Linked DNA regions of Homo sapiens: region 1 is linked to region 2. The links are chromatin loops, found by intact Hi-C in ENCODE. Cell type or tissue: ascending aorta. All regions are shown on one strand.

What was found. Hi-C counts contacts between places; a loop is a spot of excess contacts. Peaks named below come from ENCODE experiments on the same cell type or tissue, not always from the same donor. Only the 100,000 strongest peaks of a DNase experiment are listed, where the experiment ranks them.
Region 1: a loop joins it to region 2, with 2.0 times the contacts of the local background. A loop is called at or near these places in 2 of 110 quality-filtered maps.

The regions. Positions count from the first base shown.
Region 1 is chr9:18,036,446-18,040,445 of GRCh38, forward strand. It overlaps a transcript of ADAMTSL1 not described here. Among named protein-coding and RNA genes, the nearest start is that of ADAMTSL1, 440 kb to the right of the region's middle. In ascending aorta, no CTCF peak of the experiment used is centred here; a DNase peak (open chromatin) is centred at 1,722; H3K4me3 peaks cover 376 bases; H3K27ac peaks cover 1,236 bases.
Region 2 is chr9:17,893,268-17,897,267 of GRCh38, forward strand. No RefSeq gene overlaps it. Among named protein-coding and RNA genes, the nearest start is that of SH3GL2, 320 kb to the left of the region's middle. In ascending aorta, no CTCF peak of the experiment used is centred here; no DNase peak of the experiment used is centred here; H3K27ac peaks cover 1,188 bases.

The DNA.
Region 1 (4,000 bases), 140 kb after region 2:
CACTTGGTCAAAGTAACTCTAGGTATAATATCACATCTTTATTTTTAGCATTTGTGGCTGTGGAGCAGGCACAATTCTGGCCATGGTATGTTTGGTTTGGCATTAGCTAATACCTTGTTGTTTAAGTAATACTCAGATCTTGCTGAAAACAGCATAGCACATTTTAGCGTTAATCTCCAGAGTAATCAGATCAGTGACACATACTGGGGAAGCAAAGAAAATAGGCTTAGGAGGTATCAGATATCTTCGTTTGGTAAAGACCTACATTGATATGGGTTTCCTCTAATTATGTGTTAAGATTCTCCTGCTTTCAGTATATAGGCCAAAGTTCAGACCACATTATTGAGATAGGTAGAAATTTGCTTTAAACTTCCTCTTAATACTCTCCCTTTCATCATCTCTTCTTTTAGAGTTTCCTTATGGACACAGTAGTGTCCTGCTATTTTCTGGTTGCCTAGAGGAACACCCTACCCTCACTATTACATGGTATTATTGGATGTGCATCTAACCAATCTGTGCTTTCTGCCACTAACAAACTCAAAACTCACTTCTCTTTTGTCCCCTCCCTTTTGGGGCTTCCTAGGTGATGTGTCGTCTAATCTCTTGTAATGCTAATTCATGCTGATATCTTTATGACTACAACATCTCTTGGAAGTATTTGCATTTTAAATGATGAACTATGCATTAAATCAGTTTGCACTCATGAAACTTCAAGCTTCAGGGAAAAAAACTTCAAGCTAGAGCTGGGAAAATCATGTTGCTAAGGGAAAAATAAGAATACAAGGTGGGACTTGTAGTCCCTTTAATTTGATCCTTGCATGTCGTATATTTGGTCAGTTTCTAAGGCCTGTCAGTTTTCACAGATAAAAGATCACAAAAGCTTTACTCTCTTCTGAGTGTCTGTGGTCCCCTACACAAATTTGCAGGACTACTTAGTACTTTAGAGCACAAACATCAGTCTGGAGGTAGAGATGGAGCCCTTACTCATGATAGTCACAAAAGTTGATCTATTGCTTAACTTCTTAGAGACTTGCTTATATTTTTTCCCCTTTTTCTAAAATACACTTCTTTCTGTAGTATATTAAATAAGTGTTAATGATTGTCAAAGTATTTCAAAACTATGAAATGTGTATATATAGGAGATAGTAATTAAATGCTTCCTTTTAGAGTTCTAAAGATGTTTTTTGTATAAGATTTCAGATAGCTCCTCTGAAGAATTCCAGCCTATTGGAACCCAAATCCTGATGCATATAATAAAGTTTAAAAGGCTTATTTTTTATGTATGTAACAAGAACTCACCTTTATAACTTCTTACGTGAGTGAAGTAAAATTGTTCCATATAAGAGAAATGCATCCTCTCCAAATACAGCGTGCAGAAATAGCATCTGAAGATTTATTACAGAAACAAAACAAATGGTGCGCAATTAAAATAGGCATGTTCTCCAGGAAAAACATCCCCAGCAGGCTTCAAAATCCTGACTCTACTTTTGGATTTGTCTGGTCTGGTCTGGCATATATACCAAGAATCTAAAGTATTTTAGGGTGATGCAATTTTTTATTTCAGTGATCGTGATGATACGAGAAATCAAAGAGCACTTGGGAAAGTGTGATTCAAAGCTGGGACCAACAAGATGCAGTATCCATGGATGTCACTGACCTGGCTTCCCGCCATTATGGCCACCAATTATGTGTGTCTTTCACTGAAGCGTCAACCACACCTCTGCCATCAGGTAGACCATCTGCTCATGAGACTTGCCCATGTGAGCCTCGGTTGTTCATTCCCGGGTGGCTATTAATCAGGCAGCAGCTTGGGAACATTTCCAAGTGGCATTTTTGGCTGTTGCCCCTCTCTGGGCCTCTGGGGATCTTAGAATGGTCCATTCTCTCTATACTCTAAAGCCAAAACCAAAATCAAAACCAAAACTATTCCTGCCAGCAAGTCAATTAATTAAGAAATCAAGAAGGCCCTAACCTCCTTGAAAGATCAAGGAGAAACTTTTTTTCACTTTAAATAAAAGTCCAGATTTTGAAAGCATAAAACACATTGGCAGTCATTACAGTTTTCAAGCTGATGGCAATTCGATATTTTATCTCAACCTGTATCTTTTGTGTCTGCTATTTTGCCTAAAGGATTTCAAAGGGTGATACAGAAAAGCGGGAAAACAGAGAAATCAGCTAGATGAACTAGCATTACCTAAGGGAGGGTGTGCTGGCTTGGATTATTCCAGGTTTAGATTTGAATCCCAGCTCCATTATTTCTCAGCTGTCTGTCTTCTAACAACTTACCACCAACTTTTCACATGAAGTTTAGATAATGAGCATAAAGCATCTAACAAGAAAGTAAAGAAGATGTGCTTGTTCCACTTCTCCATTGGAAAGCAATTGTTACAGAGAGTCTATTGTGTAAACTTTACCAGTACCATAACTTCCCACATAGCTGAAGGTCAGATTTCTGCCACAGTAATTACCAGTGACAAAGCTATGAACACATAAGTTAGTTAAAGGATGAATGGGTTATCTTCTATAAAACTCATGTACTTCTCTTCATAGGATTAATAAAGAAAGCACTAACCCAGAGCCTAACCCAGATATATATGAAACGAAAATATTAGCTCAGGACCTCAGGTATAATAACATCAAAGAAAAACTAACACCAGCTGAGAAAGAACTTTATAGAAAAAACATGACACTAAATAGTTCAGGCCATTATTTTAGGAACAAACTGTGTTGCAATAGAATGATTATCTTGTGCCATTAAAAGAAGACTGAATTAGGTCTGGCATATTTGTTTTATAATATAATGCCATTAAGGGATTAAGATTTGAGCAAATAAATAGTTTTATCTGGGAAAATGTCATCTTTTGGAATATCACATTGACAGATTAAAGACATATTACTGTATTTTTTTTTACTTCTCAGTGACGGATAATGCCTTCCTACAGGTGACTGTTTTTAAAAAAATAATTCCCCTCTCAAATAATTATAATAAGTCAACAGTGTCTTTCAATAATTTTGGTGGGCTCAAGAATTAGCATGAGTGTATTATTGGTGTATTTTTATTTTATGAATTTTTCTTGTTATGGGATAGGGTTTCTTTCTACGGAACAAACATTTTTCACAAGGAGCTTTTCTTCTCACAATGCATTGAGCAAATTAACTGAGTTAGTTTCCAAGCCTATTACTGGTGGAAATTTAGAAAATTTAGACTGGGAAAAGTCAAGTTAATGCTGTGGAGACATGCACACGTAGATACAGAGGCAAAAAACCAAGCATGCCTTCTTTCAGCCTGTTTCTCTTACTACCATAGATCAAATGGTGGTATTAAAACTAAGATTTGAGGATACTCATTTTTAAAAATTATTATTTAGTCAAGGTAAGGTTTGGGTTTTGGGAGGAAGGTTAATTCTGAGGACATTTGTGTATTTAGCCGATAAGATTTCTGAATCCGATTTGTCTGTCTTCTTGGCAGATAGAAATTGGCAGTTTTCCTCTTTAGACATATGCTACTATATATTGCTATGACAAAACATATATGCAAAGGATAGAATGACCATATTATTGTGTCTCCAGGATGGTCCTGACTTATGCCTATGTCTTGGCATTTTGTCTGTTTTGTCATTTATTCAGCATTATTTTATTTTTAAAACCATTATCATTGATGTCAGATTAAAAATAAGCCAGGTTGAGTTCTACCATGTTCTCATTCAACAGTATGTGAGGTGCATGTATAGTAAGCAACACCCTTCCCTTAAATTGTGAATAAGCCAGGAAGATAACTATTGATAACCTGGCTCTGTTTTCCCCAACCCTTTCTGGAAGCAAGGTAGGTGACATGTCTCCTTCAATGACAGCATGGTCTCTGATAAAATAAAGCCCTTTTGGACATGAGCAGATAAGGAGAACTAATTGTTTCTGATCTTAAGTGGTGGTGGAGAAAGCTCTTGATGCTTCTGTTCCTACTGACTGGTTGGTTTTTCAACTAGTTGGGCTGTGGCTCATG
Region 2 (4,000 bases):
AGAACAGTCACCCTGAGCTTGTGTTGGCCTCTTTTAGGAGAAGAAATGTTATTTTTTCCTATTTTTTGCAGGGGACCTGGAAAGCCTTCTAGTGAAATTTACTTCTTAATTATGTAAAATATTCATTTTTGGAATTAAAATTTGCATAGTCGGTCAACTTAGCAAGCAGTTTTACTTGTTTAACTGCCACTGTATATACTTGTCATTATTTGAGCTGTCATTCTCATCTAGTGACCAATTCTACTTGCCTCAGTACATAAAGCACTAGCAGCTCCTCCAATAATTCCTTTTAAATAATTTTTGAGCTCAAAACCTTTTGTTGATGCTCTATTGCAAAATGCCAAGTCTGAACTAATAAACTTGGCTGTCAGGGCTCTCCACTAACTTTTTTTCACTACCCTTCACACTCATTCATTAATTTGTTGAACTAATATTCATGGACTTCCTGTGTATACCAGGTACTGTGTTAGTCCACTGTTATTCAAAGCCACGTAAACTGTCATCTTCCATCTCTTGAGAAACTCCCACTTTAGTAAATGGAGACACACATGTAAATAAATGTTTACAAGTGGTAGAGCCTTTCACAACGCCGTTTCCCACTTACTGCTCAGCCTCTTCCTGAAAGTTGTAGTCTTTGGATGGTAGATAGGTAGTTAAAGGGAATCAGACTGTTCTATTTTTCCTTGCACAGAAAATAACAATCACTTGGAGCAAGGATAATTCCTCAGTTTTGTGATTGGAGTAGGCTTTAGAGGTTACCCCAGGGACTGACAGTGAAAACAGACAAATAGTTCTCTTACGGACTTCTAGACAGGCATAGCATGAGGCTTTTTCCATGTAGCTCCATCAGTCTTAACATTTGGTAGAAATTCTTTTCAAGTTCTGGAAATAACTTGACTAATAGTGCTGATTTCACCATAGTTGGTTTTTGTGTTTTTTTCTTCTGAATCATTGTAGGTATTTTAGAGTAAAGTTTGGGAAATCTTTTTCAGGGATCCATGCCAGCAGTATTAAAAGACCACTATTTGGTTTGGCCAGTGCAGTTTTAAAAACTTCCTTCAGACTGGACACTGATTCTCCATTTTGCCATAGTTCCACTTTCCTTCCATCTTGTACATGACTTACTCATCTATCTGCCTGCCCATTGATACTATCAATGTTTACAATTTTTATTTTATAGGCATAACAAAAATGGAAAAAAATATCATCTGGACTGGTATTATGATACTTTTAGGTATTTTAAACATTTCCATCTTACAATCAGTAGGAACCAACAATAAATTCACATAGAGAAATTTTAATGATCCTGGCATTTTTCATTCATTCCTAAGTACAGGGAGGGAACTTTCCCAGTACCTGAAAAGACTGTCTTTAGTCCATGAATGAGAGAAAGGAATGTGAGGCCTTACAGAATTGATGTTTGAAAGGACTAGAAAATGCAAGCTATAAAGAGTGACATGTAATGGGAATCCTGCCAAGTAATAAAACATTTGCCTTTCAAGCCAGGCACTGGGTCCAAATCAACGAGCTGAATTCTTCATGGTTCAGATCGTCTTCATTTTCTCTGTAACTCTCCATCTTGCTTGTCAACTCATGTTTTCCAAACATTTAGAAACTGGAATGTAATCCCCTGAAGTGAGGGATTTCCTCTGGGCAGCCACCCTGATCTTGGAAAGAAAAAAGATTTCAGATTCCACACCCTTTTCTTGGAAAGTCCATTTCAGATTCCTTTCTGATAGCTCAGGGGAATGCAAATGACGTTAGGGAAGACCTAAACCTTCCTGTCATTCAGCGGAATCCAAAACAGTGAACCCTTCTATTCTCTTTTGGGTACATTCATATTAGATTGAAATATTTTGGGAGGTTTAGAAAAATCTGTGATCTATATTGATCACATAATCCATTTTATTCACTTTTTATTCGTTTTATTTTTAAAACATTAAAGCAGAGAAGGGAGGTTCTTAGATGTTGTTCAAAAACACACAAAGATTGGGATTTATAGATATTAGACAGGAGCTGGGAATAGGCACTTTTAACAAGCATCCCTGGTGATTCTGATGCCCATGGTCAAAGGACCACACACTGACAAACACTAAGAATTTAATTTAATTACACCTGAAATACGTCTGCAGACTTTCCACTGTGAACTTTTCATTATTCTTGATTATGAGGGAATTGGATAATATAAATCTTCTAATAATTGAGAACTTTTCACTTTGTCATTGACTCAAAAATTCCCCCAAATCTCAACACACTGACAGAAAGGATTCTTCACTAGAACAAGGAAGAGAAGAAAACATCATTGATTATCAGTCCATGAACTGGATAATCAAGTTTACTGTTGAACTCAAATTAGAGCTCCTCTTTGAGTGTGAGTGTTGGTTTCAAACATACAGAGACTCATAAGAGAAAATTCAGTTTATTGAAATGTGACTTAATCGAGGATTTCCTCAATGGAAAAAGGAGACAGGAAAATAATTGGGAATGTGAGCTTGTTATAAATTTAGGAGGACAACAGCAAGGAATGTTACCTGTAATGAAACTTGAGAGATATAGTGGATTATATAAAATCATTAGAAAGATGTAAATATATAGTTGCCAAATTGGCCAGAGTATCTGAAGCTCATATAGTTCTATGAAACATATCATTCCATGCTTAGTAAAACTTCTTCCTAGGTGTATGTATTTTAAACATATATAAATATTTCCCTTATCAAGGTCATAAAGGCTGGAGTTTTGAATCTATGTGATGTTAATATGGCATGCGTTATAATTAATAAGCATTTCTTTGGAGATACTGCTCAGTTTATGTATTGATTTTGTTTGAGATCTTAAGGACTAAGTTCAAAAGGAAAATTGACTCAAAATAAAATGTATTTGGAAATATTTAGGAAGGGGCAAATGTTGCATAAATGAGAAAATTCCTGAAATAATTTACAACTTTTACTCTTTTATAAAGTATCCCTATAAGCCTCACACTTTATTTTCTTAAGCCTAGAATTCACTTAAGATGAATGTTAGTAAAGCGCTTTATAATTTCTGATAAGACTGTTTTAGACTTTGAAAAGACTCCAAATTTTGTTCCATCAATGACTTAAGTAATATGGCCTTGTTTGCACAGCCAACACCATAATTTGCACATGTAGCTCGATAAATACATTTATGTACTCTAAGTAGCAGTATCTCAGGCACAAGGGTTTCAGGGAGGCTCTGTTTGCCCTGTATGTTTGCTCACAAATTTCTTTTTTACCCTTGTGGAAGGGGACGGAAACAGGCACAAACAACATTTATTCCCAAAGTAAAGTTTTTACGTATTATAGTGAATAACAGGTGAATTCTAATATGTTCCTTCTCTATAGTTTATTTTCACATAGTGGCACATAATGTGAAAAGCATAAAAGCAAAAATGAAATTGACACTATTTTTTTCCTGTTTTTCCCCCTCTAGCATAATGGCATTTAGAATTGGCATTTATCACATTTCTGTGGCTTACTTTTGAATTAATTCACTTTCTTATACAACTAAAAGATTATAGCTAGTCTTTATCTTCTAAGGTTTAACATCTTTTTGAGTTCTTGTGCTTCTCCCCTCTCTCAATTTCTCCTTTCCTTCTTCCATTCCTCTCTTCTTTCAACGAATATGAATAAGTACCTATTATGTGCCAGGCACTGTCTGAGTACTGGGAAGACAAGGGTGAGAAGAGGTAATTCTTGCTGTCATGGGGCTTACAGCCTAGTACGAGAAATTATACCATTACATTACATCATGTGATGGTCACTATAACAGCGACAGCCTAAGAGGAGAAGTACAAGTTGAGTGGAGGCACTTGGGAAGATGCCTAACCTAGTCTTGTTGGGGAGAGGAGGTCAAATAAGGCTTCCTCAAGAATCTCCCTTAGGCTGTTGCTAATGTATGACAATGTCTGTCTTTTAACTCCAGATAACTCTTTATAGAAATATTCAGTTTTCTGATGTTCTGTTGACTTTCTGAAAGGATTTTT